Linked DNA regions of Homo sapiens: region 1 is linked to region 2. Evidence: chromatin loops called from intact Hi-C (ENCODE). Cell type or tissue: heart right ventricle. All regions are shown on one strand. Links, peaks and the distances in the headings refer to the core of each region. The heading gives the core; the rest is flanking DNA. Region 1 holds the start of HES1 (hes family bHLH transcription factor 1). Region 2 holds the start of LINC00887 (long intergenic non-protein coding RNA 887).

Region 1 (16,082 bases), core at 4,811-12,810, 190 kb after region 2:
GGGGTTTCAAGACAGAAAGAAGCCCCCCAACCCCTACTTAATTTTGAGGGGCTGCAAAGAGATACAGGTACCGCCCTTACCTTTCTGTGCTCAGATGCTGTCTTTGGTTTATCCGGTGTCGTGTTGACACTGGCTGGGGTAGCAGCCACCGGGGACGAGGAATTTTTCTCCATTATATCAGCTGGCATTTTCCTTTTTTTTTTTTTTTTATCTCTAGAGAATTTTATTTTTGGAGTTCTTCACGAAAAAGAATTTTTTGTTTGTGTCTCTTTTACTTGAGACTTTCACAAAACTACTGAGCAAGTGCTGAGGGTTTATTATATTTTGTGGCTACTTGGTGATCAGTAGCGCTGTTCCAGGACCAAGGAGAGAGGTAGACGGGGGATTCCGCTGTTATCAGCACCAGCTCCGGATCCTGTGTGATCCCTAGGCCCTGGCGGCCTCTATATATATCTGGGACTGCACGCGAACGGCTCGTGTGAAACTTCCCAAACTTTCTTTCCCACAGTAACTTTCAGCCAATGGGAGGAGGAGACACGCGGCACCGCTCGTGGACCGCGCCCCCCCATTGGCCGCCAGGCACAAGGTCTGGCGGCCAATGGCGCGCGCCTGAGCCCAGGGCACCGGAGGCTACAACGTCAATCAAAAGGATTTTAACCCTTTGCTACTCTCCCTCTGGGCTTTGGTTTAGAGATTTTTTTTTTCTTTCCGCTTTGGTCTTGATCTTGTCTATTTCTTTTGGAGCCAGGGTCTTTGCTCTTTATGCCCTCTCTCATATGTAACAGAGCTGCTTTGACTGTAGTAAGTTCATTTGAAACATATTTTTTTTAAAGGTATAAACAATAAAGAAAAAAACAGCAGTGGTTAAAAGGGGGCGGGGGGAGGGGGGGACGGGTGTAAGAATGTGAGTTACCGACACATCTAAAGTTCCCGCTCAGACTTTACATTCAGGAGGGTGAAAGTAGATGGTAAAGGAAAAGGGCCAAAAAAATTTTCCTGTTTCCATGCAGAAAAAGGAAAAATTGCCTTCTACCTCACAAATGCAGGTTTTTCGGAGCAAGGTAGTTCTTGAATCCCACCCCCACCCCGTCTTTCAGAAATTCCTCGTTTGGATTTGGGGCCTTAGACCCCGGGCTTCCCCAGGAAACAATCAGAATAATTTCCAACTGGGTGGAAGGAAACGGTATTTCAAATGAAAAAATGAACAAGGGGGGCTCCGAGGGCAATGACTCAGGGACTCGCGCCCTCCTTCACCACCCTTTCCCTTTTCATCCGTAGGCTTTAGGTTCTGCGGCGCGTTGAGGTGGCGGGCAAGGAAGCAGCCTCTCCCTCCTCGCCCCGCGGGCGGCCTCGGCCCCCGGCGCCCGCGGGCCCTTTAAGAGCTACACCAGCCGAGCTGCAGTTTGACATCAGCCGGCCGGCGTGGGCGCGCCTGGAGCCGGAGCACGTGCCAGGATGTTTTATTGCCGCCGCGGCTGCGGCCGGGCCGGGAGGATGTGTGTGTGCGTGCGTGTGTGAGTGAGTGTGTGTGCGCGCGCCCCGGGGGCAGGGAGGCGGGGGGCGGCGACGGGCGGCGGAGAGCGGGGGCCGGTTCCTGGTCCCCGGGAGAAGCCAAGAAGGTAAATAGCAGCTGCTGTGCTCGAGCCTGGGAAAACCCCGCCCCCTGCGCCTGGCCCGGGCTCATTGGCGCGCGCTGCGTGTGGGGGGTGTGTGTGTGTGTGTGTCCGGGGCCCCCTCCTCCGGCCCCGCCGGGCCAGGAATCCGAGGGGGCGGCGGGCTGGGAGCCGAGCCCCGGCGCTTACCCTCTCTCCCCACCCCCGCCTCCCCAGGCCAAGGTCAGCTCTTCCCGGCGGGGAGCGCACACCCGGGGTGGAGAGTGGGGAATTCTTCCAACCCCCGCCTCCCCACCCTCACTTTCGGGCTTGGGGTTTTCACTCGGCCGAAAGCCGCATTCGCAACAGCCCGGGGGCGAGGTGGGGGCCTCCAAGTTTGCTCCTCGCCCCCGCCCTCTCCCCGCGGGGCCCTGGGCGCCCGCCGCGGTCACGGGATGCCTGACCGCACTTAGGAAGCGGCCGGGTCAGCCTCCTGCCTCCGCTCGGCGACTGCGGTTAAAGCGGCTTCGCGCCGCCCGCCCCTTCCCCGGGTCCCGGGCGGCCGGGCCGCTCCCCCTCACTACGCCCGGGAGGCCGCCGGCGGGCGCCCGGGAGGAGGCGGGCGGCGCGGGCGGCTGCGTGCTGCCTGCTGGCCGGGCCGCGCGCCGGGAGGAGTCGCCGCCGCCGCCGCCGGGTGCCACGTGGCGGGCGCCGGGCCGGGAGCGCCAGGGCTCTGGCGGCGGCCTCCCTGGGGGATTTGCCGAGCCGGGCGGGCGGCGCGCACTGCCTGGGCCGGCCGGCCGCCTCCTCCGCCTCCCTCCCGCCTGCCCGGGTCGCCGGCCCCCGTGCCCCCACCCCCCCTCCGCCCTTCCCGCCGCCTGGGAGCTCGGCTCGCGGCTCCGGGCAGCCCGGGAGCCCAGCGTCTTGTTTGATGTGGCCTCCCGCCCCCTCAGCCCTTCCCGCGTCCCGGAGGCCTGGCGCACGGTTCTCAGACACTTCATTCCTTCCGGCCTCCCAGCTCCCCACTGAGATAACGTTGTCAATGATTTCGCCAGATCTCGTCCCGGATGAGATTCAGTGGTTCCTGACTCTGGGTGACCTTGGGCAAGCCCCCCTCTCTCTTTCATTGTGGAACACACGCGCAGTGTCAGACACTGTGTTAAACCCTGGGATTTCCACGGTGAGAGATACAGTGGCGGCCTGCTAGAAGTTGACAGTAAACTGCGGGGGCAGACAGACGCTGATTTTCTGATTGATGACTGGACATTCCTTTATTTTTCCTTTCTTTTCTGAGTTAGGTGGTGGCTTGAGAGATCAGGAGGACAGAAACAAAATATGAAACCATACTTGTATGGATAACAGTATTGCTGGTCTACCTGGGTTTACAGCAGTGAGTAAGACCGTTATTGCTCTCTGGAAGCTAACAGTCTAGAGATACATATAAACGTGTACAGCTGACATCTACGGATGGCCCAGTAAATTCCTCTGGGAAGTCGTAGGTTCAAGAGAGACGTATGTCTGGATAGAGGTAAAATGCTATGGAGTTTCAGGAGAATTAAGTTACTTTTAAGTTGGGGTACCTTGGAAAACTTCCTGGAGGGATTGGCCTGTGTACCTTGAAAAATAGGTAGGATTGGGGCATTGGGAATGTGCTTAGTCGTGGGCTGGAGAGGATGCAGGTACCCATGGTATTAAAGGCCAAGATCCTGGAACTTGAAGACTTTATTCAGGGAACATGGTCTGGAGCCTAGGGAATGTGAGGGACTGGAAGAGGCAGCTTGAGGCCATGTCACAAGCTCCTTAAACATCTTGCTGAAGGACTTTGGACCTTATCTTTAGACAGTGGAGAGCCATGAAACATTCTTGAGCAAAGAAGAGGCATCAGGGTTTCCCTTTAGAAAGATGGCTCTGGCAAAAGTGGGAGAGTGGATTGCAGGGCTTGGAGGCAGAAAGGGCAGTTAGGCAGTTCAAGCCAGTGAAGAAGGTTCCTAGGAGGCAGGTGCAGACTGACTCCCAGAGGCATCTGTCTACATCCAGCTCCTCTGGACATTGACCGCACGCTCTTGGGAACTGAGTTCAACTCAAACCTGCCTACCCTTTAATGCAGTGTTCCCAACCCCCAACCAGGAACTCAGGAACTCAGATTTAATTCCTGAGTCTAACTAAGGAATCATGGCTCTGACCGTATTAACCTAAGCCTCATTTCCACCTTCCAGGATAGTCCTCCAGTCTGCAACCAAACATTTCCCTCATCGAAGGCTTTGGTTTACTCACTGTTGCCCCTAAGGCTACTCTGAGATTTTTTTTAAAAAATGTTTTCTTACACTGCAGAGTGAGCTGTGCCCTGTCATGTTCTGAAGAAATGATGAACAATGCCTCCTTTGTTGACCTGCAACCTGGGCCAAAGGGGAAGGAATTTTCTTTCTTATTTTAAACAGATGGAAAAGTGGTGATGACAGAAAATTGTCTGTTGCTTTTGGAAAACGTAGGGTTTTCCTGTGTGGTGAAAATCCTCTTGGTGAAAGGTGATGAGCCTATGAAGTTACCCTCCTTTCTGCCATGGCCCCAATAAGCTTTGCAAGCTTCTTAAAATGCTTCTACTGAGCGTCTGACTTTTTAAAAACTTCCCAAATACACTGACCCAGATTCTTCTGAGGAACTAAACCCTTCCCGGGGAAGCATGTTAACCCTTTCCAGGTTCCCCCCAAATCTTTCAGAACCAGTGCCTGCTCTGCTAGGCTCTGCCAGGCTCTGCCATGACATTGACTGCTGTCTGCTGGTCGGCCCTCATTAACTACTGGGTTATGCCACTCCCTGCCCATTCTAAGAGACTTTTTCATCTGATTCTGTTCCCCACTCTTATTTGGTGCCCTGAAGGTGCATGGGGAATGGAATATGGTCAAGTTAGGGTCTCACTGAAGGGGCTAAAGCAGCCTCGTGGGTCAAATAGTTAATCAGCAACTCGTTTATTGCCACTTTGGGAGTGCTTGGACTGGTGGAATGGGCAAGTAACTTTCACACACACGTTTTTAGATAGGGGGACAGAGGCTCAAGTAACAAAAAAAATTATGAATTTGTGTCTGGACCAAAAATAAATAAATAATAAATAAAAATAAATTCCAGGAACTCTCTGGCTTTCCACTCTAACCATTCAAGAAGAGTTTCTTGCAGATGGGCTCACAGATGACTTTTCAGTTTCCTTATGCTAGGCAGTGAAAATAGGACCAACGTTGTCCTCTCCCCACCCCTTCTCAAATGGGACAGTAAGCTCCTAAACTCAGGAAGAAGCATCTGCATCTGGAAGAATGCTCTTAGATAGATAGAAACAGCCTTTATTTTTCAGTCATCCTTTTCCCCCGACTCCCAAAGCAAAGAGAAAATGGAGCCCAGTTCATCAGTGGAGGTCACTTCTTTGATCCCCCTGTGACACCAGCATCGTTCTGAATCGTTCTCACCGTGTCATGCCCAATACATACAACCAGGGGCTCCCGCACTTGTCTCCACCCACAGCGTCCCCCCACCCCCGCCCCGGAAGGGCGACTTCTCTGTCTTACCGCATCACCTGTTTGCTTTCAAACCATAAAACAAATAACTGCATCTCTAGTGAAACTCCCCTTTGTCCCCTAGGTATCAGAGTGGTTTGTGGGTTTGGTTTAAAGCTACAGAAAGGAGAGAGCAAGAGAAGAAGAAAAAAGGTATTTTGCCTGAGGACTTGAAGCTTTTTTTTTTCCCTTTTCCTCCGCATGACTGACTTTCTCACACTCAGATTCCCTCCAGCCTGCCAGAGACGTGGTAGCTGCCCTGCCAAGAGCTATCCTGGGAGGGCTATTGAACGAGCTTTGAGTAAGTACACACACGGTGGATTTTCTCCTCCCCTCGGTACCTGCTCTGCACCTGTACAGGGAGCAGTCCCACACATATCACCTGATCACAGCCCTTTCAGGGACCGTGAGAAAAATAAAGCCCAGGATAGAAAAGACATGTTTGTCATCTCTCCAGGGCTGCAGCCAGCTTCCAGCAGTCCCAGTGCCCAGAAACAGCACATTCCAGGCCGGCTGTGCATGCATGTTTGCTGGGGCGCGTGCCAGGTGGGGGTGCTGGGAAGGGGGGGGCAACTAGAGGTCACCTTTGTAATGACCACCTTGCTGCCCCCGTTCTCTGGCATGTGCTGACTGGTAGCTTGAGAACCCTCTACTAGAATCAGTATCATAGTCTTTCTAGATAGCAGTCTGTATGTGCTGATCGCAGAATTCATAACCAGGATTTTTTTTTTTTTACCTATAAAGCCCCTGAAATGGAATTTCAACGTGTGTCTGTATGTGCATATTTAACAGGAGCTTAATAAATATTTTCCAAATGCATAAATGGATGCATCACGTTTTCTTTCTCCTGAGAAGAGGGTCCACAGCTTTCAGCAGAATCGCAAAGCTCTTTGCAATCAAAAAAGGTTAAGGAAAGCTGATCTGGAGTCTCTGCTTACTAGTGGGTACTCTAAGCCCCAGGGAGGGAAGGGACTTGCTCAGCTGCCCACAGCAGCATAAGGCTGGGGGTGTGTGGGGGGTGTAGGGTGGGCAGAAGCCAGCTGGGAGCTGTTTTCACCACACCAACTGCTGTGGTCCTTGGGTAATTTTCGGTTGGGTTTATAGAGTTGTGATCACCAAAGCCTGCATTTAAAATAGACACAATAAAGCTACTTTGAATTGCTACAACTTTTGACTCCTGAATTCTGAGGCACTTGAGCAGCTCTGCATCCAATTTTTGGATGTAGAAAGGGATAGGTGAGAAAGCAAAGTGTCTGCGGGGAAAAGAGGAGTCGGGAGTGCTTGGAGCAAGAGCCCTGGTTGTCATGCAGAGGCATTAGAAACAACTGCAACTGCATTCCATCTTTGATAAAAATGAGTTGCTACTTCTGAACAAAATGCCTGGTTGATTCCTGGCCAAGCTAGGACCTTGCACTGCAAACTGGAGGTGGGGGTGGAAAACAGAAGCTTTCAACATTGGCTAACGGCAGCCTGTAATACTCCCCCCACCCCCCAACACTCGCTTGGAGCCAGTGAAACCAAGGGAATGTGCACTTTTCTAATGGCTCTGAAAGAGGATGGTTGCCAAGAAAGCCTTTCCCAGTAGGGTGGGGGCGGGGCATCCTGGAATGGCTTAAATCACACGTTTGGCCCAGCCACAGCAGCGGCGGTGGGCAGGCTCTAAATGTGCTCCCAGCTAACCTCCTAACCTCTGAGCAGAGCTTCAGTGAGGCGAGCCTGCAAGGCCAGGGATGAAGGAGGGTATCCCTGAGGGATCACAGGGATGCTAACTTGTACCCTTGTGCATGAAAGGGTCAGAGCCATGCTGGGGCTGGGGCATATGGGGGCAGGCCCAGGGACCTCAGGAAGCCTCTGGAATGTGGGGTGAAGCCCATCCCCTTTAAACTCAGGGCATGCATGTGTTTGCCTTGCTGATAAGCTGCCCAAATGGTAACGTCAGACCAAATTTCTCCAAAAATCAAAAACAGAAAAACTGAGCTATCCAGAAAAACCATTTGGTAAAACTTAGGACCTGAAAGTGATTTGGGATGAATCAACATATTTTCTTTTTTCTTTTTTTGAAACAGAGTCTCACTGTGTCATCCAGGCTGGAGTGCAATGGCATAATCTAGGCTCACTGCAGCCTCTGCTTCCCGGGTTCAAGCGATTATCTCATCTCTGCCTCCCAAGTAGCTGGGACTACAGGCATGCACCACCACACCTGGCTAATTTTTGTGATTTTAGTAGAAATGGGATTTCACCATGTTGGCCAGGCTGGTCTCAAACTCCTGACCTGAAGTGATCTGTCCACCTCGGCCTCCCAAAGCGCTGGAATTACAGGCATGAGTCACTGCACCCGGCCTAAGCCACCACACCCGGCCATACAACATATACATATATATATACTTTGATATGGAGTTTCACTCTTGTTGCCCAGGCTGGAGTGCAATGGTGCAGTCTCGGCTCACCGCAACCTCTGCTTCCTGGGTTCAAGCGATTCTCCTGCCTCAGCCTCCTGAGTAGGTGGGATTACAGGCATGCGCCACCATGCCCAGCTAATTTTGTATTTTTAGTAGAGACGGGGTTTCCCATGTTGGTCAGGCTGGTCTCGAACTCCCAACCTCAGGTGACCCACCCCCCTTGGCCTCCCAAAGTGCTGGAATTACAGGCATGAGCCACTGCACCCGGCCACAACATATTTTTCGTTACGATCATCATCATCAGCATTCTTGCATTATCTCACAGATTATAGAAAGATGGAAGCTGGAAGAGAAGGGAGAAGGTACCTAAGAGGTCACCGAGTCAGCCCACTCCTTTCATGGACAGGGAAACTGAACCCAGGAAGAAGCGACTTGCACAGGGTCAAGCAGCCTCCCAGCGGGGGAGTAGCAAAACCAGAACTGCCCGCCAGTCTAGAAACTCTCTTTACTGTATCTCTCTATAGGAGAAAAACATTTTTAAATATTGTCTACAGCAAGTGACCAACATTACCACCAAACATGAATTTTATAGCTAAGACACTGAGCCATCTGCTGGTGAGTGATTTTGGTAGTGTCACAGAGCACAGTCCCAGGTTTGCCGTGCTGTGATTCTCCTTTCTCAGATTTGCTCATCACGCTATATTCTCTGAAAAAGAAGGGATCTTAATTTCTCAGCTCCAGGACATAGGAAGTCTCTTTCAGGATCTGTCCAGGATAGGCAGGCTGCCTCTCAGTCCACCAAACCAAGCCAAACCACATGTCCTCTCTTCTTATAATTGCCAATGTGTTTCCCTGATTTGTGCTCTGAAAGGAAGATTGGAAGAGGGAATAGTTCTAGCTCCAGAACTGATGCTCCGGTGGTGCTACGCTTTTATCTCAGGACCAGAGAAGACATGATGGTAGGAATACAGAGAAGGGGCTGGAGCACTAAGACACTGTGCTGCTGGCCGGCTTCACGCTTAGGAGAGGGAGAAGTGAGAAAAATAATGGATCTTCCAAGTGGTTGAGAGATGATGTTTGCAAATGAAATATATATTTTACTTTTAGATGTCAGGCATAGAGAACAGGAGAAGATGGTCCAGGCAGCTGCCGCAGCTGCAGCTCAAGATGATATGACTGGGTATGGTTGCTCATGCCTGTAATCCCGGCACTTTGGGAGGCTGAGGCCGGTGGATCACTTAAGGCCAGGAGTTTGAGACCATCCTGGCCAACATGGTGAAACCCCATCTCTACCAAAAATACAAAAAATAGCTGGGCATGGTGACACGTGCCTGTAGTCCCAGCTACTCAGAGGCTGAGGCATGAGAATCACTTGAACCCAGGAGGCAGAGGTTGCAGTGAGCCGAGATATTGCACCACTGCACTCCAGCCTGGACAACATAGTGAGACTCTGTCTCAAAAAAAAAAAAAAAAGACTGATGGGCTCTAGCATGACTGGGCCCTTCTGGTCTCTTCTACAGAGTGGGAGGTTCCTAAGGTACCTGTCACCCACATGGTATTACTTGACAGTTGACGAGGCACTTTCGCGTCCACCATAGCATTTGGTCCTCATACACAGCCATTTGTTCTAGATTGTCTAGGCTGGAAGGGCTCTGATGGGCATCCCAGGAAGGGAGAGATTGGATTTATGTGGTCAATGCAGGAGACATTTGGCTGGGCTGTGGGCTGTTGGGGACTCCGGATATGGGATAGACAGGAATTCTGGAAAATAGTACCTCTAGAGAGAAAGGGTGGAGAAAGGAACTTACAGGCCAGGAGAGAACTGACTTTTCTTTCTTAAGGAGAGCCATGGACAAGAATCAGATTTCCAGAAATTGGAACAGAGAGGACAAAAGAGATGTCTGTCAATCTGGTAAAGAATGTCAGTAATCCGGAGGACAGGTGCATCTTTGCGGGAAGAGGAAATGAGGGAAGTTCCTTTTCTTGTGGAGGAAAATCAGAAGGGAGAGACATGAGGGAAAGGAGTCCCACTTAGCAAAAGGATGACTGAGCAGATTCCGGAAATGACACAGAGAAGTAGGATCCCAGGCGTCCCTGCACGGAGGGTCGAGCTGCCTAGTTCAGCATTTAGTGCAGAAAGGCTTTCTGGGAAGATCTCAGAAAAGAAGACCAGGTTTGAGAATGAGGGCCCGTGTGGAATTCTGGAAGCTGCATCGCTTTTTACTAGTTAGTTGTTCGTGCCATGCTGTTTGTATTGCCATAGGTGTAACATACAATCCCGTAGGCTACCATGGTGTGTATGTGCCACATTCTCTTTATCCAGTCTATCGTTGATGGGCCGTGGGTTGGTTCCAAGTCTTTGCTGTTGTGAATAGTGCTGCAATAAACCTACGTGTGCTGAGATCATGTCCTTTGCATGGACATGGATGAAGCTGGAAACCATCATTCTCTGCAAACTAACACAGAAACAGAAAACCGAACACTGAATGTTCTCACTCATAAATGAGAGTTGAACAATGAGAACACATGGATGCAGGGAGGGGAACCACACACACTGGGGCCTGTCAGGGGGTGGGGGGCAAGGGGAGGGAGAGCAATAGGACAAATACCTACTACATGCAAGGCTCAAAACCTAGATAATGGGTTGATAGGTGCAGCAAACCACCATGGCACGTGTCTACCTGTGTAACGAACCTGCATGTTCTGCACATGTATCCCGGAAATTAAAGTAAAAAAAATTTTTTTATATATATGTATGTATGTATATATACACATACATTATATATGTATATATACACACACATTATATATGTATATATACACACACACACTTTTTATATGTGTGTATATATACACATTTTATATATATACACACATATATATACACATTATGTGTGTGTGTGTGTGTGTGTGTGTGTATATATGTATATGTAATCCCATAGGCTGGAAAAGTTGTGGGTTGTTTGGAGATGATGACCAGGACTGCGGACTTAGGGGGACCATACCCTGCTACTCAGTCTAGGGGTGATGGTCCAGGGCAGGAGGTCGGGGGACAGTGGCTCAGAACAAAGGGTGAGGCAGTACACTGAATCCTCAGAGCTTCAGAGAAAGGACCGAGCATGAATCTCCATAGTTCCTTAACTACTGTGGGCAACTGTCTACATGACAGAGCTCATTTTTGGATTCCCTCAGCCTCACTCGGTGTATTGACATTATGTTTAGTAGGGAAAAGGAGTCTGTCCTTTTGCGGACTTGGACTTCCACAGACCAGCTTTGGTTGAAATCTGAGAGGACTCAGGGAGAGCGGGTTCTCTTGCAGCGTGCTGGTGTGTGCCAGGCTCACCTTACCTGATGGGAGGTCTCCTAATAAAGTCCCAGCATGTTGCTGGCTCCTGGAGGAGGTTGCCACGCTGTGCATATATCATACATGTATCCAGCTGTGACCTTTATTTCAATAGGCTCTCACAGTCATGGAAGCACCCCAGTACTCAAGTTCAAGTATTTGATCTCCTTGTTATGGGTGGCTATTCATCTCCTTCCCTGCCCTCAAAGCCCTGGCACCTGGGGCAGACCTAGACTCGGCATCTAGCACCACCTGTCACCTGGATGGAGGGGTAGAATCCCAGCTCATTTTCTTTGTATTGAGTGAACCTGCACTGATGACAGACAGTATAGTCAGTGGCTAAGACCATCCAATTTCTAATTGTCTGTTTAACTTAATTCCACTCGATAAATATTCTTGAGCACCTACTACATGCAAGGCAAAATTACCTACCTATTTTGACAATTACTTCCATCCCTGCCTGCTATTCAAATGCTATTAATCTGTGCAGAGTGTGACACCCCAGGCTTATATTATAAAAATTTCCCAGCTGGGTGCGGTGGCTCACGCCTGTAATCCCAGCACTTTGGGAGGCCTAGGTGGGTGGATCACTTGCGCCCAGGATTTCAAGGCCAGCCCAGGCAACATGGCAAAATCCCATCTCTCCACAAAAAAAATACGAAAATTAGCTGGGCATGATGGTATGTGCCTGTAGTCCCAGCTACTTGAGAAGCTGAGGTGGGAGGATCACTTGAACCTGGGAGGTGAAGGCTGCAGTGAGCCAAGATCGTGCCACTGCACTCCAGCCTAGATGACAGAGCTAGACCCTGTCTCAAAAAAAAAATTCCCCTTCCTTCCCACATCCTTGATCTCTATTGCTTTTCTGATAAAGAAGCTATGAAACACCTCGTGGTATTAGGCGAATACTTTTCACAGAACCGTCACTCTCAAATATTTGGAGAATAAATCCATAAATGAACTCAGACTTAAGAACAGGTTTTATTGGATTCAAGGAACCCTCAGAGGGTGAGCCTATTCTTCTAAATTCTCTCTGGCTGCTGAATCAAAGGGGGTGGGTTTACTTTGACCACTCCTGGTGACCACCTCTGGGTAGCCGGGATACCTCTCCAGACAGCTCTGTTCTGTGCAGTCAGGTGAATTTAGAGGAGTCTGTGGCTGTCTGTGTTTTCCCAGGCCTATCTTTATTGATGGTTATTAAAGACACACCACCACATGGCAATATGCAAGTACAAAGCAATTCCCAGGGTAAGGTACGTGGGAAGAGGCAAGATACTGAGCTCCCAAACAATTCTACTGTAATCGCAGTCTGCCATATCTATGTATAGTTAATAAGTAAGATTTAAGCAGGCAGGTTCCACTGCTGGGAAGCAGATGGAAGGGGAAAAAAGGCCAGTAGGCAGATCACTGGTCCTTCTGGAAGACTGGAAAAGAAAGTGTGGAGGATGCCTGGGACAGGTGAGTCCAGTGAGCAGTCGCCGGGGTAGTGTACAAGCCCAGCCAAAGGTCCTGAGGTAGGGCCGCTGCTCACCTCTTTTCCCACCTCACACCTCTTTTCATACGAGCTCCCTGTGGAAGATTCCGTATAACTAAGAAATAAATAGCAATTGTGCCCAGACACCCTGGGTTAAATAAGTGTAAACACAGCACACAGAAACACCTGTTTTGACAGAGCACCTCAACACACCTGTTGTTTTACAATGCTGAGTGATATCGGTAAAGGGGTCTATAAAGCGGAGGTGAAATGCCCTCCTAGATGTAAATAGTGACTTGCTCTGTGAACTTCAAGTGTTTTACAGCTGAGATTTGACTGGCCTGCTGATTATTTCGGTTAGGAATGCTGAACATATATTTACATAGATATTTGGAGAAACTGGATAGCAGGGTGGTGAAAAGGCCAACTCCGGAGCCAGACTGCCTGAGTTCATGTTCCACTTGCTTGCATTCTAGCTGCGTGACATAACAATTCTGTACCTTGATTTACCTACCTGTTCAATGGGGAGGTATTCATTGTACCTACCTTATAGGATTGTTATAAGGACCAATATATGTAATGTGCTTAGTACAGTGCCTGGCATTTTGTAAATACAATGTAAGTTCTTAGCTACCTTTATTATTACTATATAATAAACATCTCTGATATGTAAGATAGGTACTCTCATTCATCTAATGAAAATTCACAAGGTGCTAATTTTTTCAAAGAAATGGATGGCAACCACTCTGGTAAATTGGTTCATGAGTATATTGACAAACCAAAAGCTTCAGCCAGTTTCTTATGAATCACAGGTTCTAAGGCTGGGAGAGACCTTAAGAAATGATCTGACTTCTTCTTTTTCAGGGAAAAGGGTCCCCACCACCCAAGCACTGTGATTTCGGCTTTGTGTGCAGGCAGATGCAGAGCTTGTTGTGGTCCTGCCTTGAAAAATTGAAATGAGCCTCAGGTTCACAGAAAGACGAGATCTGAATGGAGGCAAAAGCATCAGGCGTCAATATGGGCCTGGCGTGCAGGATGCGCGGGTGGTCCTCCCTCCCTCACGGAGACAGGAGGGCATGGGAAGGGCTGCAGAGGGAGGGGGAAATCAAAAGCATAAACCTGGGCAGATCCTCCCTGGACACCCATCTCACTTGTAGGAGATAAGATTGGTGGGAAAGATGAACACCCAAGACCCTCCCTGCTCCAGTTCTGTGGAGGTGACCATATCATTTAGGGTTCAAACTGGAACACTTTTGAGAGTGGAAGATAATGCTAGTAACACTGATGCTGGGACAACTGGCATAGGCTGGGATACATGACCATCCCGGTTCTGCGGGCCTCCGACTGTATGTGCTAGATTCACGTGTCCATTCAGTCGTGGTGTGAGCAGAGATGCTTCCTGAGGGACAGGGAGAAGAAATATTATTGAAAAATCATTCATGTTTTAGCACCTCCATATCTGTGAGGGGTGATACCATTGATCTACCATCCTTAGAGGGAGGAACCCCCATTTTTGAGGCTAGAGGACCTCCCTTAGTGTGTATAGGGGCAGGGAGAAGGAGAGGGAGGTCCCGTGACGCCTGTGCTTACAGTGTATTTGACATGACTTGGTTTCTTCTTCTTCCGTAGAGCAGATGTGCTCTGGGCTTGCCCACCTGTCAGTTTGCACCCAGGTGTGGCCGCGGCATAGAAATTCTACAATGGACTCTTGCTTCTACCAGCCATGGTTGAGAATGTTCATTTTTTGATGGTGTGTGCTTATGGAAAAAGTAACTACTACAGTTTGAAGTCCAGACCATAGTTTAATGGCTGAAGGAAGTCTCCTGAACGAAGGAGCACTTTCCCACGTGAAATATTTGCCCTTTTAGCCTTGAATTTAACTAAGTTTTTAATGGTTAAAAAAATGCTTTTTTTCTGAATAGGTCAAAATCAAGGTTTGTACTTTGTTAATTTCCTTCAAACAAACAAACAAGAGAAGAAAAATGGCTCCCTTGCCTGAGTGCTCATATATATGCCTATTTAATGATTAATAATACCTTGTAGGTTATTGTTTGATGTGGCCTCTATTGGTTTGAACAGGAGAATACTGATTCACTCTTAAGGCATTTATGAATCACAAGTGTTTACCCTGAGACAATAAACGAAAGGGAGAGATAAAAATAATACCCAAATATGCAGAGTTCTTTGAGTAAAACCTGGAGATAACGTGGGACCTCAGTCTTTGATATCCTGAGTGGGGGCCACTGCTTTCTCTCACAGAATAAAGATTGTGTAGAATGACCAAGACGGGCTTTTGAGTTTTGTAGATTTTTCCTTTCACTTGTTGGTAGGTTTGAGGCAGTTTTTTTACCCTGGTTTCCATGTCACGTACATTGGTTTTCCCTCTCCCTGGTTTTGAGGTAACTCCATGCCGTTCATTTGCAAGGAAGAACCTTTCCAGGTCTGCAAAGAGCGCCCTTCTCTAGAGTTTCACTATTTTCCCCTTATTCCAGAGGAGGCTCCAGAAGTAACCCAGATGAGAAGAGAAAGGCCGGCCTCCGAGGTGCTGGTGGGGCTGGAGAGCAGGAGAGCAGGAGGGATTCAAGAGATTAAGAGAACCGACAAGTCTTGGTGACTGGATTGGACCATGATGGAGAAAGAGGGGTCCAGAGACGACACTGAGTGGGTTGTGGTGGCTCGTGCCTGTGGTCCCAGCACTTTGGGAGGCCACGGCGGGAGGATGGCTTGAGCCCAGGAGTTTGAGAGCAGCCTGGACAACATAGGGAAACTCCATCTCTACAAAAAAAATGAAGAATTAGCAGGGTGTGGTGGTGCCCAGCTGTGGTCCCAGCTGGTGGTGCTCAGCTGTGGTCCCGAGAGGCTGAGGTGGGAGGATCACTTGTTCTTAGGAGGTCAAGGCTGCAGTGAGCTGTGATTGTGCCACTGCACTCCAGCCTGGGCGACAGAGTGAGACCTTTTTTTTTTAAAAAAAAAAAAAAAAAAAGGAAAGGACACCAGGTTTGTTACTTGAGCAACTAACTGGCAGACCCTTCTTCCAAATTCCAAGTTTAATAATGATATCTCCTAGACTGATTTTCCCTCCTCTCTGCTGAGAAGTATAAAGTTCTGTGAAAGAAGATTGACAAATTTGCAGTTACCTCTGATGATTTTTTTTCAAAATGTTTTGCTTTGAGGTAATTTTAGATCTACAGAGAAGTTGCAAAAATAGTAGAGTGAACTCTCTTATACCCTCTAACCCGCTTCCCCTTATGTCAGTCTTACACAACCGTGGAATAGTCATCAAAATTAAGAGAATCATCTTGGTACAATACTATAAATGGCAGACTTGATTTGGATTTTACCATTTTTTCCTAGTCAAGTCTTTTTTTCTGTTGTAGGATTCCATCTGGGATTCCACAGTGCATTTAGAAGTCACGTGTCCTTACTCTCCTGCACTTGCTGACGGTTTAGGGGACTAGTTAGTTATTTTGTAGCCTGCTCCTCCATTTGTGTTTGTTTGGTGTCTTCTCAGGATTGTGTCGAGGAGCTGCATTATTGGAAGGACATCACAGAGAGAATGTGCCCTTTCCAGGCGTCATGTCAGGGGTTCCATGATGCCACTTTATCTCATGGCTGATGTTAACCGTGATCACTTTGTTGAAGTGGTTTCTGCAAGGATGGTTCACTGTAAAGTTACAATTTTCCCTTTGTATTTCCTAAATATTTTTGTAGGGGGTGGAGGAGAGTACTTCAAGA
Region 2 (16,082 bases), core at 4,379-12,378:
GGTGTGTGTGTAGTGTGTGTATGTGGTGTGTGGTGTGTGTGGTGTGCATGTGTCTGGTGTGTGTGTATGGTATGTGTGTCTATGTGGGGTGTGTGGTGTGTGTGCGTATGTGGTGTGTGGTGTGTGTGTATGGTGTGTGTAGTGTGTGTGTATGTGGTGTGTGTGGCGGGTGTGTTTTGTATGTGTAGTGTGTGTGTATGTGGTGTGTGTGTAGTGTGTGTATGTGGTGTGTGTGTAGTCTGTGTGTCGGTGTGTGTGTGTGTGTGTGTGTGTATGTGGTGTGTGGGTGTATGTGTCTGGTGTGTGTGTGTGTGTGTGTGTAGTGTGTATGTGTGTGTGTGTGGTCTGTGTGTCGGGTGTGTGTGTGTATGGTGTGTGTGTGTAGTGTGTATGTGGTGTGTGTGTGGTCTGTGTGTCGGGTGTGTGGGTGTATGGTGTGTGTGGTGTGTGTGTATGTGGTGTGTGGGTGTATGTGTGGTGGTCTGTGATTTTAGGTGGATGTTTTAGGGTGGTGAGAGTTGGAGCCTCAGAACCAAGGGCGTGGACATAAGGTCCCTGCCGCTGAGGGCGGGACAAAAGGAGTCTGAGCGGAAGAGCTGCCTTATATGTCGGCTTTTGCCCACTCACATTGCAAAGAACACAAGAGCAGCCTGGGCACAGGGTGAGTCGCTGCTGCATGGCGGAGGGCAGCAGTTGCTGTGTGGCATCGTTTCTGGTACAGAGTCCACCATGACCGGATCAACAACGGGGATGGAACTCAGCTTTCTGGAGCCGGTCTTGAGAGGGGTGGGGTTTTGAGTGATGGGAGTCTTTTTCAGCCTGCCTCCAGCATCCAGAAAGTACATTGGCAGGACACGGGGACCTTGCGAGGCAGTGTGCTCCTGGCTGACCCACTCCGTGCCTGGGAAGGGACACTGCGCCCCAAAGAACGCTTGGGGCCGTGGTCGGGTCACGCGGAAGCCTGAACGCCAAGCAGTCATCAGGCGAGATTGATGGCAGAGGAGTGGTTTGGGGGAGGCCCGGGTGGCCTGCTGCAGCTTCACCGCTGTTATTTATGGCCTCGCTGAGGCGTCAGTGACTGGGTTGACAGCTCGCTGTAAGCTGACCTGGCTGGCGCACTGCCTGCAGCCTTCTGCCTGCCCATCCCTCGGCGTGAGGAATGTCAGCCTCGGAGACAGTGACCAGACGCAGTAGGTGTGGAAGGACGGGTTCCAGAATCCTCACCCCGAGACCTCTTTATCCGGAGAGAGGCGTGTGTGCGTGTGTGGACACATGCTTGTACCCCCTCCTATTTATACAAGCAGACATTTGTGACAGAGACACAGCGCAGCTAACTTGATTCTGACTTTTGGTACAGGGGAAATGAGCACAAATAATCCCAAATAATAAGTAAAATCCCAAAGCAGTTCCTGGGGGATGCAGTTGATTCAGGAAATGGGCATTGAAGGGATTTCGTTTTTGTCTTTGTGATTTGTTTTTGCTGTGTGTGGGGGGGGGTTTATTTTTTATTTATTTATGTTTTTTGAGATGGAATCTCACTCTGTCCCCAGGCTGGAGTACAGTGGCGCGATCTCGGCTCACTGTAACCTCCGCCTCCTGGATTCAAGCGATTCTCCTGCCTCAGCCTCCTGAGCAGCTGGGACTACAGGCGTGCGCCACCACGCCCGGCTAATTTTTGAGTTTTTAGTAGAGACAGGGTTTCACCACGTTGGCCAGGATGGTCTCAATCTCTTGGCCTCGTGATCTGCCCGCCTCGGCCTCCCAAAGTGCTGGGAGTCTGCTAGGACTGAATCTGAAAGACTGGAGAAAGTAAGACGTGTGGGAATGGGGAAGGAGATTCCAGGTCGGGGGTGGCGTCTACTGCAGGCCTGGGTGTTGAGGAAGCACAGAGTTTGGGCAACTACAGGCGGTTGCCTGGTGTGGAGCAGCTTGTGCTGGAGGCAGGGGTTGGTGATGACGAGGAAATCGAAGCCCAGAGCGCATCATTCACTTGCTCAAAGTCACACAGCTTTGCCGTCAGAACTGGGGTGATGCTGTGGGCGTGACAGCCTCTCCAGGCCAGCTCTGTTTCCCGCACACTATCCTCTCTCCCCTCCCTGAGGCTGGCACATCCCCGAATCACCCGATACCACCTTGCCCTGCCCCACCCAGGAGGCTCAGCTCGCGGACAGAGTGACTCAGGCATTAATCAGCTTTTCCCTGGGTTGAGAAAACCTGAGACAGAGAGCTACAGTCGCGCCTGCCACATCTACCTCCCCAGCCATCCTACTCTCTATGCTGCTGCAAACTAGACATTCCTTCCTGGAGGGACCTCTCGCTTCCCATCTTCAGATCAGGACGCACGGTCTCTTCTCCGCAGCTGCTTCCTCTGGTGTTCCTGTGCTCCTGTCGGCCCGCTGCTCCCACACACATGCCCATTCTTCTCGGGCTGGCTTGTATCTCAGGGTTACGCTCCCCAGGTCCCTTGCTCCAGGTAGGTTTGGCCAATAGCAGGTGAGGAGAGGGTGGGCGGAGGGGAGACGCCGGGGCATTTCCTCCCCTGGGTCCCTGCTCTAGGAAGCATCTCTAGCAGGGCTTGCGCCTCCCCGGCGCCAGTTCCCACTGCGCAGGTCTGCTGTGGCTTCTGCCTGGTGGGCAGCTCCCGGCCTCCGGGCTCCACCTGCTTCCCTTTTCTGTCCCTCCTGCTCCAAATGGTGCAGCGCCGTCCTCCCATTGCTCACCTCGGGGCTGCTCACCATCTCGTTTGCCTTCTCAGTTTTTATACCACCGATGCAACCAGTCCCCTGGATTAAACTCCCTCTGTTGGAAATACTAGCATGGTTCCTGATGGGCCGGGCCCCTGGCTGATACACTTCCTTCTAGGAGGATGGCACCGGGTCAGAGTGTTCAGACTTGTTGACGTCCCTCCCCCCACTCAATTCGTCACTGAGCCAGAAGACTGAGCCTTGGGAATGTCTCTGAGCCCACCCCACCTCTCCTCTCTGGCAGCAGCCTTGGGCGAGTCCTGCCCTGGTCAACCCCAGCAGCCTCCCACCAAGGCCAGCCCAGCAGCCCACCCTCCCACGGCTGCTCAAGCCCACCAGGCCATGCTTTAGACGAGGCTCTGTAACTTTGCAAATCAAGCATGCACCGTAGGACCAGCCTTTCCACTCTGCTCCCAAGCTGCCTTCCAGCCCTGTGCCATCCTCTACACACCCCTCCCCCCGCTGTACACCCCACACCCCATTACCAGGCTACCAGTCACTTCCCAAACACACCCTGCACACTGGTCTGCTCGCTGTCTGCTTTGCCTTGTCAGTTTTTGTACCACCTATATCTATGCAGCCAGTCCCCTGGATTAAATTCCCTCTGTTTGCAATACTAGTGGGCTTCCTGTTGTGCTGGACCCCTGGTGATATATTTCCTTCTAGGAGGATGGCAGCAGGTCCTCTGCCTGCTCGTTCATGCTGTTCCCTCTGCCTGAACTGCCTCCCCCTCTTTTTTTTTTCTGAGATGAAGTCTCCCTCTGTTGCCCAGGTTGGAGTGCAGTGGCTTGATCTCAGCTCCCTGCAACCTCTGCATCCCAGGTTCAAGCAATTCTCTTGCCTCAGCCTCTGAGTAACTGGGATTACAGGTGCCCACCACTATGCTCAACTAATTTTTGTATTTTTAGTAGAGATGGGGTTTCACCATGTTGGCCCAGCTGGTTTCAAACTCCTGACCTCAATTGATCCGCCCACCTCAGCCTCCCAAGGTGCTGGGATTACAGGTGTGAGCCACCATGCCCAGTTGGCCCTCTCTTTTTTACTAGTAAAAAGTCTATTGATTCTTTTGATTCTTTAAGACCTACAGCAATTGCTGCGTCCTCTAGGATGAAACACATCACTACCCATTCTGCTTTCCTTGGCCGTCTGTCCCTGCCTCTGTGAGGGCCCTTCTCACAGGCGATGTGAATGTCTCCAGGACTGGGACCCTGTCTCAGCCCTCGTGTACCCAGATTCCTAGCACCGAGGCCAGCCCTCACACAGGAACTCAGGAAATGTTGACTGGAGTGGAAAGTGCACCTTGAAATCACCTCACCCCCGACCCCAGTCCCTTGGAGACGGGGCGTGCTCCCAGGCTCCTTTTCTGTTTGAACAGCCAACCAGAGAATGAGGGGCCTCCCCTGTCCTAACCCCAGGGCTGTGCATTTCTGTGACATTCTCAATGATCCTGGTTAATGTTTAATTCCAGTTTCTTTGTTTTCTGTAAAGTTGATAACAGAGTGGTGTAGCAGAGAATGTAAAAGACCAAGACCCACAGCAGGAAAACAAATACGCACCCCGTTTTTACTTAATAATTAAAAGTTAGTCATTTCCCAGAGCTTTTTGGGAATGAATGGAAATGAATTCAGAATGTTAAAATCCAGCCCTGCAAAATGCTATAACCATATAAAGAGCATTCATGATGCTTGCATCACAGGCCCCAGGGCTGGTTTTGCACACCAGCCATGTGCTGGCCTCTACAAAGATTCTGTCTTCCTGAAACTTCCATCAGTGTCTGACTCCTGCATCACAACACAGATGGCTTTTCTGCGGGATCCTGGATAAAGCCTGAGCTCATCAACCTTAACTTCAACACCCTCCCTCCTGGCCCTTTTCAACCTTTTCAACCTTGGCTGTCTCCGTGGGAACCCTCTTTTCCAGCCAGACATCCTGTTTACAGATCTCAGATGGGCCATGGGGCGGGTCTCACTCCTGCCCTCTTTGAGGACAGGGTAAAGGAGTGGTTAGGAGTATGAGGTCCAAATTCGGGCAGGCCAGGGTTCATGTCCAAGCTCCATCATATCTAGGCTGGGATAGCCACACCACCTCCAGGAAGCCTGCTCTGGTTTTCCTGACCCATGGCCATGCATTTCTCCAGTGTCTGCCTGCTCCAAGTGTCATCACTGCCTCCGTGGCATTGAAACCTCGTCAGTCTTGTGATATCTATTTCTCTGTCCCTTATTCATGTGTTTGTCTAGTTTCTCCATCTGGACTCTAAATGCTGTGCCCACAACAGGCTATTATGGGTCTCTGTGTGTCCCAGACTGCCCGCATGAATAATGGCTGATATGGCTTGGATTTTTGTCCTCTCCAAATCTCATGTTGCAATGTGATTCCCAGTGTTGGAAGTGGGGCCTGCTGGGAGGTGAGTGGATCATGGGGGAAGATCCCTTAAGAGTAGGTTAGCACCATCCTCTTGGTGATATGAGTTCTTGCTCAGTTAGTTCATGTGAGATCTCGTTGTTTAAGCATCTGGGACCTCCCCTTTCTCTCTCTCTTGCTCCCACTCTCACCATGTGATGTGCCTGCTCCCCTTTCTTCTTCCACCATGAGTGGAAGCTTCCTGAGGTCTTTAGCAGAACCAGATGCTGGCACCATGCTTCTTTTACAGCCTGCAGAATTGTGACCCAATTAAACCTCTTTTCTTTATAAATTTCCCAGTCTCAGGCATTTTTAATAGCAATGCACAAACGGACTAACACAGAAAATTGGTATAGTGAATAGAGTATCGCCATAAAAATACCTAAAGATGTGGAACTGAGTAACGGGCAGAGGGTGGAAGAGACTGGAGAGCTCAGAAGAAGACAGGAAGATGAGGGAACGTCTGGAACATCTATGGTTGTGACAAAAATGCTGATAGAGATATGGACAGTGAAGTCCAAGCTGACAAAGTCTCAGATGGAAATGAGAAAGTTATTGGGAGCTGAAGCAAAGATCACCTGTGTTATTCCCTAGCAAAGAGCCTGGATGGATTGTGTTCATGTCCTAGGGGTTTGTGGAAGGTTGAACTTATTTGGTGGCAGCTGGCAGAAGAAATTTCTAAGTATCAAGAAGTGACGTGGCTGCTTCTAACAGCCTACGATCAGATATGGGTGTAAAGAAATGACTTAAAGTTGGAACTTATACATGAAAGGAAGCAGGGCATAAAAGTTCGTAGCCTAGCCATGCAGCAGGGAAAGAAGAAGCATTTTCAGGAGCGGAATCCAAGCAGCCAGTGTAGCAATCATTTGCTAGAGACATTAGCATGACTAAAAGGGAGCCAAATGCTAATATCCAATACAATGGGGAAAAGTTCTCAAAGGCATTTCAGAGGTCTTGGAGATAGCTCTTCCCATCTCATGCTCAGGGGCCTAGGAGGAAAGAATGGGTTCAGGGGCCAGGTATGGGGCACTGTTGTCCAGTTCAGCCTCAGGACACTGCTTGCCACATCTCTGCTGGCTCAAAAGACCCCAGGCCCAGGTACAGCTCCAGTTGCTGCTTTGGAGAACGCAAGCTGCCATAAGCCTTGGCAGTTTCCACTTGGTGTTAAGCCTGCAGGCACACAGAATGTAAGTGTGAAGGAGGCTTGGCAACTTCCACCTAAATTTCAGAGGATGAATCAGCAAGCCTAAGGTGGCTGCCCAGGCAGAAGCCTGCTGCAGGGGTGGAGCCCCCACCAGAGAAACTCTACTAGGGCAGTGTGGAGGGGAAATGGGGGTTGGATCCCCCACACAGACCCCCCACCAGGACACTGCCTAGTGGAGCTGTGGGAAGGTGGCTGATGTCCTCCAGACCCCAGAATGATAGAGCCACTGACAGCTTGCATACTGAGCATGGAAAAGCCACAGGCACTCAACTCCAACCCATGAGAGCAGCCACAGGGCTAGACCCAGAAAAGCCACAGGGGCAGTGCTGCTCAAGGCCTTGGGGGCCCATCCCTTGAACCAGTGCACCCAGGATGCAGGACATGGGATCAAGGATCATTTTGGAGCTTTAAGGTTTAATGACTGCCCCAATGGGTTTCAGACTTGGGTGGGTCTGGTAGCCCCTTCCTTTGGGTCAATTTCTCCCTTTTAGAATGGGAATATCTACCCAATGCCTGTGCCACCATTGTATCTTGGAAGTAAATAACTTGTTTTGATTTTACAGGCATATAGGTGGAAGGAACATGCCTTGGGTCTCAGATGAGACTTGGACTTTTGGATTAATTCTGGAACAAGTTAAGACTTAGGGGGACTATTGCAAAGGCATGATTGTATTTTGAAATGTGAAAAAGACATGATATTTGGGTCCTGGGCGGGGAATAACGTGGTTTGGATATTTGTCCCCTTCGATTATCATGTTGAAAGGTGATTCCCATTTTGGGGGTGGGGCCTGGTAGGAGGTGAGTGGATCATGGGGGAAGGCCCCTCGTGAATGGTTAAGCACACCCCTTGGTGATAAGTGAGTTCTTGGTCAGTTAGTTCATGTGAGATCTGGTTGTTTAAAAGAGTCTGGGACCTCCCCCAACCCCTTGCTCCTACTCTTGCCATGTGATGTGCCTGCTCCCCTTTTGCCTTCCACCTTTCACCATGAGTGGAAGCTTCCCAAGGTTCTTACCAGGACCAGATGCTGACGCCATGCTTCTTGAACAGTCTGCAGAATTGTGAGCCAATTAAACCTTGTTTCCTTATAAATTACCAGCCTCAGGCATTTCCTTATAGCAATGCACAAATATACTAACACAATGGCCATAGACAGCGCTTACCATTAGCTCATTTAACTTGTCTACGAGGGCAGCACAACTTGGGGTCCACATACTCATGCCCAACTTCATTGGCCATTCAACTCCAGCCAAGTAACAGGACGAAAAGACAGAAACCCACCATAAGCTGCGGCTGAAGGTGGCCATCCAGCCCACTGTTGGGACAGAATGCTTAGTGTGTACAGATTTGCTTCGGTGTCCCTAAGATAGGCTTCTGACCTGTCTATTTTCCCTGAGAATTCAGAATAATCATGAACAAGATGGGAGTATGAATCTCAGCATGGAGGCCCAGTGGCTGACACCTAGCTTTCAAACCTAAACATCTTGCACAGGTTTCCTTGTACCATGTTCTCTGATGCGATGTCCTGTGTCTCTGCTCACTGCTTCAGTGCCCTCCCAAGCAGCCGGGATGGAGCCCGGGCCGCCACAGCCCCCCTGGAGTGCGTGCCGCCTGATAGGTGGATCAAGAGCAGAACTCACATGCTGCCTCCTGGGGAGGAAGGGGGTTGTTTATGACCATATGAGCTTTGAGGTACCCAGGATGACAGGCCACCCTAGAACCCAGGGAGCTTGGGCAAGTTCATCCCCTTCTCTGGGCCTCAGTTTCCCTCATCTGTCCTGCAAAAGAATTGGATCAGATAATCTGGGACATTCTATCCAGCTCTCTGATCCAGAGATCAGGTTTGGGGCCGGGTGGGGGATGTGAAGTGGTCTTCCAAGCTGTCAACATAGCCTGATTGTGTAAGGCCTGCACAAATGGTGTTTAGAGCAATACTTTCAAACCTTAATGTTGGGTGAATCACCTGCGTCTAGAGAAAATGAAGATTCTAGCAGGAGAGAGTGGAAGAGTGGTTACCAGAGGCTGGGAGCAGGGTTGGATGGGGAAAGATTGGTCAACAAGTACAAAGTTGCAGCGAGGAGGAAGTTCTTGTGTTCTATGGCACAGCAAGGTGACTGTGGTTAACAGTACCGTATTGTACATTGCAAAGTAGGTAGAAAAGATTTACAATTTCTTTAGCAAAGATGAGATGATGGATAGGCTAAATACCTTGATTTGATTTTTACACAATGCATACATGTATCAAAACATCACATTGTACCCCAGAAATACGTACAATTATGGGTCAATAAAAAGCAAAATAAAATATGTAGATTCTCTCTCAATGGTTCTGAGGCGGGGTCTCTAAACCTGCATTTCTAACAAGCTCCCTGGTGATCCCGCGGTGCCGGCTGAGTCGGTGCCTTGATTAGGAGGGTTTGGCACTAGGTCTCCAGGTGTGATCCCGGAGCGGCAGCATCGGCATCACCTGGGAACCTTGTAAGAGCGAGTAGGGCCAAGCTACAGAAGTATTGGGTCAGAAACTCTGGGGTAGCGCCCAGCAATATGTGATGTAACAAGCCCTCCAGGCGACTCCCATGAGCTCAATTCTGAGAACCACTGCTTTAAGACAACAGCTTCTAAACTGGGCGGTGCATAGGAAGCACCGAGAGAGTTTTTAAAAATACTGGGGCCTGGGGCCCGCTTGTCGGGGTTCTAATGTAATCGGAATAGGTGCCTCCCGGGCATCGGGATTTTTACAGTCTCCCCAAGTGATTCTAATGTGAAGTCAATGAGCCTTAGGGCGGACAGAAGATGAGGGCTGCGGGGCTCCCAGGCTGCGAGCCTGCGATTCTTCTGACGGCGCTTTCCGGACGACGGCCACTAGGGCGCGCTGTGGCACCGCTGGGAGGCCGGCTGCGGTTCAGCCTCCTCTCGCCAGCGGCTGGAGGAGCTCCGGGCTGGGAGGCGGCGCGAAGCCCCGGGGGTCGGAGCCTCCGGGAGCGGCTTCTGGCCCAGGCCGGCCCGCCCCCGTGCATCGGCACCTAATTAATGCTGGCCGCGGCCTCGCCGCGCTTGACGTCAGTGATGTGCTCCGTGCTGGGGAGACGCGGCCTTTGCAGCCGCTCGGCACAGGTTGCTTCACCCTGGCCAGCCCTGCTGCCCGCCCCCTCCAGGCAGAACGCCGGGCTCACCTCTGGGACCGAGCCCTTGCTCATGCTGCTCTGATGACACTCACGCGAGAGTTTCTCCCCCATTTCCACCCGGCAGGACACCAGTTTCCTTTTCCATCTTCCCTGGCTGTTCTCTGCCCCTCCCCTGCCTTTTCAGAACACGGAGGGTCCCGGAAAATCCCACAGGCCTGGGGCTTTGCCAAGTCAGCCGCAAGAACCACCTCTCACCTTTCCCTTTCTGGGTCTCTCCTCTGCTCAGTTCCTTTCCTGTTCCTGCTCCTCCTTTTTCTCTCATCTGAGCCGTGTGGATCAGATACTTCCTGCCTATGCGTTCTCATGCACAGAAGTGGAAGAGATGGGATGGTGAAGGGGGGATTGCCTTCTTTAGCAGCACAGATAGGACTGCGTTTGTAAGGAGCGTTTTGTATGTTGGGGGTGACGAGGTTGCTGATGAAACTCTAGTGTTCTGTCCCCCACAGCCACATTACTCCCTTTAAGCAGCGATGGGAGTTGATTCTGGAGAGGAGAACTCAGCCGAGTAGAGCAACGCTGTCTTGTCTAGCTGCCCCAGCTGGCTGGAAGGGTCTTCCATGGCTGGAGGAGTTTCCCCAACCAGGACGCCAGAACTGTCTTTTTTTTTTTTTTTTTTTTTTTGAGACAGGGTCTTGCTCTGTCACCCAGGCTGGAAGTGCAGTGGCGTGACCGCAGCTCACTGCATCCTTGACCTCCCAGGCTCAAGCGATTGTCCCACCTCAGCCTCCTGAGAGGCTGGAATTACAGGCATGCGCCACCACGCCCAGCTAATTTTTTTTTATTTTTTGTAGAGACGGAGTCCCACTGTGTAGCCCAGGCTGGTCTCAAGCAATCCTCCTGCTTTGGCTTCCCAAAATGCTGGGATTACAGGTGTGAACCACCCCGTGCCTGGCCCAGAGCTGTCTTTATCATAAATGTTCCACGCCATATTTCATCTCTGCCCATCCCCTTATCCCCATTCCCAAACCTCCAATCTGATATTTGTGTGAGATTTCATTTGGAGGAAGGCCATGTACATAATGGTTTGGATGATGCCTGATAGCCTCCCTGGCTTTGCCAGCCCATAATTCTAAGATGGGAAGAGATGTTGCTGGGGAGAAGAGGCGGAGGCTTCTCTTCTGATTCCTGCCTGGAGCCCTGACTGCAAGGGTTGCTCCTGGCTTCCCCCATTTGAACCCCACCCCTGGCTGGCCAGTGAGGGGAGCATTCCCTACAGCCCCAGGGAGGGAGAGGCTGCCAGCGGCCAGACAGGGCATTGGGCAGATGGCACAGAGCCAGCCCAGCCAGGTGGGGAAATTGAGACCCAGAGAGGGTAAGGGACTTGCTCAAGGTCACACAACCAGACCCTGGCAGATCCCTTTCCACGCTAATTCCTCAGAAGCTCCTGCTGGGGTCTCTAGTGGGATACTTTGGACAGCCCTGTGGGAGTGGCGGCTGGGTTCCACCGGGAGTGGGGTTACTTTGAAGAACAGTAGTCTCTCCTTGAATCCAGATGAGCAGATACGGTTCCAGGGCTCAGCCTGACCCTGAGGCTGTCACAGCTGGGGCAGGGGCTGAGGGTGGAAACTGCCTCTAAGAGCTCAGAGGGCGTTTAGCCTGCCAGGCACAGAGCCTCCACCGGGGACAGAAAGCCAGGAAAAAGGTGTGGGACGTCAGTACGAATCCTGCTCCTTCCATCGTAGACTCTGAAAGTAAAGGTCCAAGCTTTGAATTGGATCTCAGCTGGGGCTGGGGGCTGGCCAAGAAGATTGGGGTGGCCACACATTTGGGCAAGTTTCCCTACTGCCTCCGCAATGCGCCTGGCCAGGGCCCAACTGGAAATCAGAGACCCATGAAACATCAGCTCAGGGAGCATCAGGGATGCATGCTCGTGCTTCAAGAGGAAGAAACCCCGAGAGGAGGCTGGGAGAGAGACTGGTCCAAGGTCACTGGACAGTGAGTGGTGGAGCTGGAGCTTGGACGTGGGCTCTGGACTCTGGATTGTGTGTCCCCGCCACTGTCCTGACATCCATGTGGACAGATGCCCTGATCCCCCTCTGCAGGGGCTGTTCTCTTTTCCTCTCTTTGGGGTGTATAATGTGTTTGTCTTTGTGTGTGTGTGTGTGTGTGTGTGTGTGTGTGTGTGTGTGTGTGTGTAGACATTTTTTATTTTGTCTCTTTACCTCCAAATCCTATCTGCTTCATAAAACTCAGAGAAAAAGTCTATAAGCTCAGTCACCCATTCCAGGATCGCTGTCAGGAAATCCTCGTTCCCATCTCACCCGCATCCCCCACGCTGGAGCTTAAGTCCTTCCAGGTGGGGCTGGCAAGAGTCTGCGGGACTTACTCCAAGAGCCCCGGGGAAGCGGGCTGGGCTGTTTGGGGAGGAATGCTCACCCGGCAGTGTGCAGGCCTGGCAGGGCTGCCTCTAAACCCAAATTGCAGTCCCCAAGCACGTGCGCTTGCTCTGCCTGAGATCTCCAATGATGCTGCTTTGGCGGGAGTACTGATTCTAGCCAGTGATTTATCATCTGTTTACTCAGAGAAACTGCTTGTTCATTTCTGCTGGTGGGAAGGGAAGGAGGGAGGGAGGGAGGTGAACGTGTGTCCTGTGAGCTGCAGAGGTAGCCGGCAGGGATGACTTATACACTCCCCTCGATGGGTGACCTCCATTCACTCTTCCTCCCCGCCTCTCCGCCTGATGAGAAACAGAATGTGCTCCCTCCCCCCTGGGAGGCTTCAGATTCATTTTCTGCTCAGACACCGTTGCTTGCAAAATTCCACCCAGAAGATAAGGGAGGGAGTATCGCTGCAGCGTCCTGCTCTGTGCCTGGTTATATTACTGGATCCTTGTGTTGCAGCCCTAAGATAGAAGGATTGTCTCCATTTCACAGATGAGAGAGAACTGATGCGCAGGAGGCTGAAATTGTCTGAAGTCACACAGCAGGTGGGTAGAGCTGGGACCCAACCCCCGTCAGGCTGGTGCCAACTTCATGCTCTTGGAGCAGTGTTTCTCCAAGTGTGCATCTCGAACCACCTGCATTAATTATAGTTACTTCTTCCTTCAGTCTCTGTTGTTTTCAACAGGGAGTTACTGACCTAGGCATGGCTCCAGGCTCATGGGATTCAGCAATGAGGAAGACAGGTCCTGGCCAAAGGAGGCCAAGAACAAACAAGTATAAGCAATAAGTCAGCCGGGTGCTGTGGCTCATGCTTGTAATCCCAACACTTTGGGAGTCTGAGGTGGAAGGATCACTTGAGCCCAGGAGTTCGAGACCAGCCTGGGCAACATGGTGAAACCACATCTCTACCAAAATATACAAAAATTAGCTGAGTGTGGTGGTGCACCTGTAGCCCCAACTGCTTGAGAGCCTGAGGTAGGAGGATTGTCTTAGCCCAGGAGGTTGACACTGCAGTGAGCCGTAATTGTGCCACTGCACTCCAGCCTGGGCGACAGAGAGAGACCCTGTCTCAAAAAAAAAAAAATTAAAAAGAAACAAGTCAATATCTAACAGGTGAGAGCACTAGGGGGAAAAGGAGAGCAGGGTGAGGTGCTGGGGAGTGACGAGGTTGTATGTGTGTTGCAATTTTAGATAGAGTGGTCAGGATAAACCTTACACAGGTGACATTTGGACTGAGACTTCAAAGAGGTTAAGTGTTTTGCTATTGAACCTGTATTTCCTGCACCTGCTTCAGACCTCCTCATTCAGAACCTGGCAGGGAAATGAGGCCCAGGAATACGTATTTTAACAAATCCTTTATCCACACCGCAATTTGGAAATCGCTGCTGTTTACCCTGGTGCTTCTTCTTCTACCTAACGGGTCAGGAAATATGTGTTCAAATCCAGGAATGGCTTTAGGGATTCAAGAATGAAGCTGGAATCCCGAGTCCTGGTGACGATTCCCTTCATGACTTGATAATTGGCCAATACTTAGTAACTAAACCAGGCAAAATGCACCTATGACTGTGACTGAGTCTGGAAAGCTCTGTGCCAGGGCAGGACATGGATATGCAGTCACAGCGTGACACAGATTACTGAAGTACAAGTTGGTGTCTTGAGGAGTGCATAACTTAGAAGGCTTGGGTTCTACGTCAGGCTCACCTGTGGTAAGCTTGGGCCAGTCATTTGCTTTGTGGAATTTCAGCTTCCAGGTTTGGGAAATGGAGCTGTTAGACCTTTCCCTACTTAGCTTATAACACTGCCACTACTTCTACTACCAGCCAATCTATGTATCCATCCATCTATCCATGCATCCATCCATCCATCCATGCATCCATCCATGCATCCATCTATCCATCCATCCATCCATCCATCTATCCATCCATTCTTCCATGCATGCATCCATCCATCCATCCATGCATCCATCCATCCATGCATCCATCCATCCATCCATCCATGCATGCATCCATCCATCCATCTATCCATCGATCCACGCATCCATCCATCCATCCTCACCACCACCATCAGTATCCTCATTTCATTTTATCAGCATTTCTGGCATGGCCTATATTCAAACCAACAAAATTCCAGTCCAATAAAATAATTTGGACATGCCTAACACTTACTGTAAAGGAATTTGGCCTGAGAAAATAATGAAGAAAAACTGTATAGAGAGTAATTAATTCTCCATACATTGGATATCAAAATCTTTAATCTTGGAAGATTAAATCTTGGAAGTTCTTTTCAATGAAGTCCAAAGGTGGGTTCATGCCACTGGCTTGGGGGAGCCAGAAAAGTGTCTTGTAACTTCAGTTGCGGTGAAAGCTGCTGTGAAAGGCAGCTTCAGATTTCCCCTGATGGCGGGCAGCCCTGCCTCTGTGCCCAGCCCTATTAACTGTTGGCCTCCCAGTTGCTGAAGCCAGCCAACAACATCCCCTGCCATTTGAAGTGCTTATTGGAAAAGCAGATTTCATCTTGGCTGGAGCTCTGAGCAGTTCCTTGTGTGGGGTACTCCCCAGGGCTGTAATTGAACACAAGAAAGCGTCGGCCTACTTTTGGCATTCCTGCTTTCATCTCAAAGACACATTTAAAAATTTATATTTAAAAAATGTCAGGGAAAGGGGCCAGCATGGCTCGTGTGGCCACTGGTGCCAGAACACCCAACACAGCCGCTCCAGGAGCAAAGGCTGCGGAGGATGAGACAGGAGAATTAGGACCATACCGTGTGGCAGTGCTCCATGCCCAGCTTCCGGGAGCTTGCCTGTGTGGCCTGAACAGTGAGGTGCTTTTGAGGCTGGGCCTCTGTCTGATCTAGGCTTTGCAGAGCAGGAGTTTGAGGGTTCAGATCAGGTCCCCCTCACAGCAGTCCAATTGGGTGAGAATTTTCTAAAAGCTGGGGGAAGAGGGTAGTCCAAGACCTACTTGGACACTCACCCCAGGGTCTGGGCAGCCTGGCTAGCAGGAGATGCACTGTCTTCCCAAGCCCCACCTGTTGTGCTGCTGCGGAACGTGGTTCCAAGGGCTTCTATCTACACTGGTGACTGTGGGTGGGAGAAAACCACTGAGGAAAAAGACCTACTGCTCCTCTGGCAGGATTCTGAAAACAGTAGGTGTCTAACGGATGTATGTTAGCTTGCTCTCACATGTGAAAGGATTGCAGTTAAGCACAACGCAACCTTTTTCTACAGCTCTTAGTAAGATCTTCTCTAGGGGCCATTGTAAAGCTAAACCACGAAGCTTCATGGAGGGCTGAAATAAGATAGCATACACTCAGAAGCCTGGTCTCTTAGGGACCACCCGCTTCCCTGCACAGGGTTACTGTTGCACTGTCAGCTTGTGGCCCACTATGACCCTCTTAATCTTATTCAGGAATTTTTGTTTATAGGGAATCATCATTCTGTATGCAATTGGCTTTCCCTCTGAGTGCAGGATCCTGCACTTATTTTACACTAAGATCATTGATAGCTTGTGTTTTCTAAAAAAGAAAAAAAAATTGCATGCCTTACAACAAAGAAAATACATTCAGTAAGATTATTAAAATAGTTATCTTATTTTCAGGACCACAGGAAGAAGGAGGGAAGTAAATATACAAAACCTAAAACTGTTATTAAATTTAACTCTGAGGCTCTTGGCAGCCAAGACAAAAATAAAACAGGGAAAAGTAAGTGGATTTCTTAGGAGAGATAAAATTCACCTGGCTTTTGAGCTCTAAAAGAGATTTCCTAAGGGGCTCCTGTCAAGTGATACAACAGACCAGTGGGTTGACCCCAGTTTTATGCAAAATGGCCAAGTAGTTTTCAGCTGGATTTTTTTTTTTTTTGTCATGACCCTTAACCAGCATTTAGGGCATCGTAATGACTAGTCTGGGAAGTGAAAGTGATCTTGAGGGGTAGAATAGAATATAGGAAACTCCAAGAGAACTGATAGAATCATCTGGCCTGTTCATCATGCATTCCATACTTAAGGGTACTTTGAGTAGGATCGGGGGCAAAAAAGAAGAAAGGCTAACTGCAGAGGTATAAACATACAAGACAGGACATGTCTCAGGAATCATTAACGCTGCACCACACCACTACCCCACCCCACCCAGCAGAAAATGAATCGCCTCATGAAATCAGTGAACACCTAAGT

The links. Peaks named below come from ENCODE experiments on the same cell type or tissue, not always from the same donor. Only the 100,000 strongest peaks of a DNase experiment are listed, where the experiment ranks them.
Region 1: it touches region 2 in a loop (3-fold over the local background); 74 of 110 quality-filtered maps call a loop at or near these places.

The regions. Positions count from the first base shown.
Region 1 is chr3:194,120,487-194,136,568 of GRCh38, reverse strand. HES1 (hes family bHLH transcription factor 1) reads right to left here and starts at 421. Exons shown (of 4, transcript NM_005524.4): 1 at 81-421. The coding sequence starts at 188. LOC102724877 reads right to left here. Exons shown (of 6, transcript XR_002959666.2): 6 at 13,095-13,746. RefSeq lists enhancers at 295-454, 1-463 and silencers at 1,454-1,993, 2,064-2,343. In heart right ventricle, for the core only: a CTCF peak has its summit at 8,174 (motif pointing left); no DNase peak of the experiment used is centred there; H3K27ac peaks cover 367 bases; H3K27me3 peaks cover 2,278 bases.
Region 2 is chr3:194,308,976-194,325,057 of GRCh38, reverse strand. LINC00887 (long intergenic non-protein coding RNA 887) reads left to right here and starts at 12,254. Exons shown (of 3, transcript NR_024480.1): 1 at 12,254-12,457. RefSeq lists enhancers at 1,656-2,855, 4,024-4,318, 9,085-9,134, 9,000-9,500, 15,644-15,693 and silencers at 4,024-4,318, 9,205-9,544. In heart right ventricle, for the core only: a CTCF peak has its summit at 9,212 (motif pointing right); DNase peaks (open chromatin) are centred at 9,307 and 11,267; H3K4me3 peaks cover 978 bases; H3K27ac peaks cover 756 bases; H3K27me3 peaks cover 5,202 bases.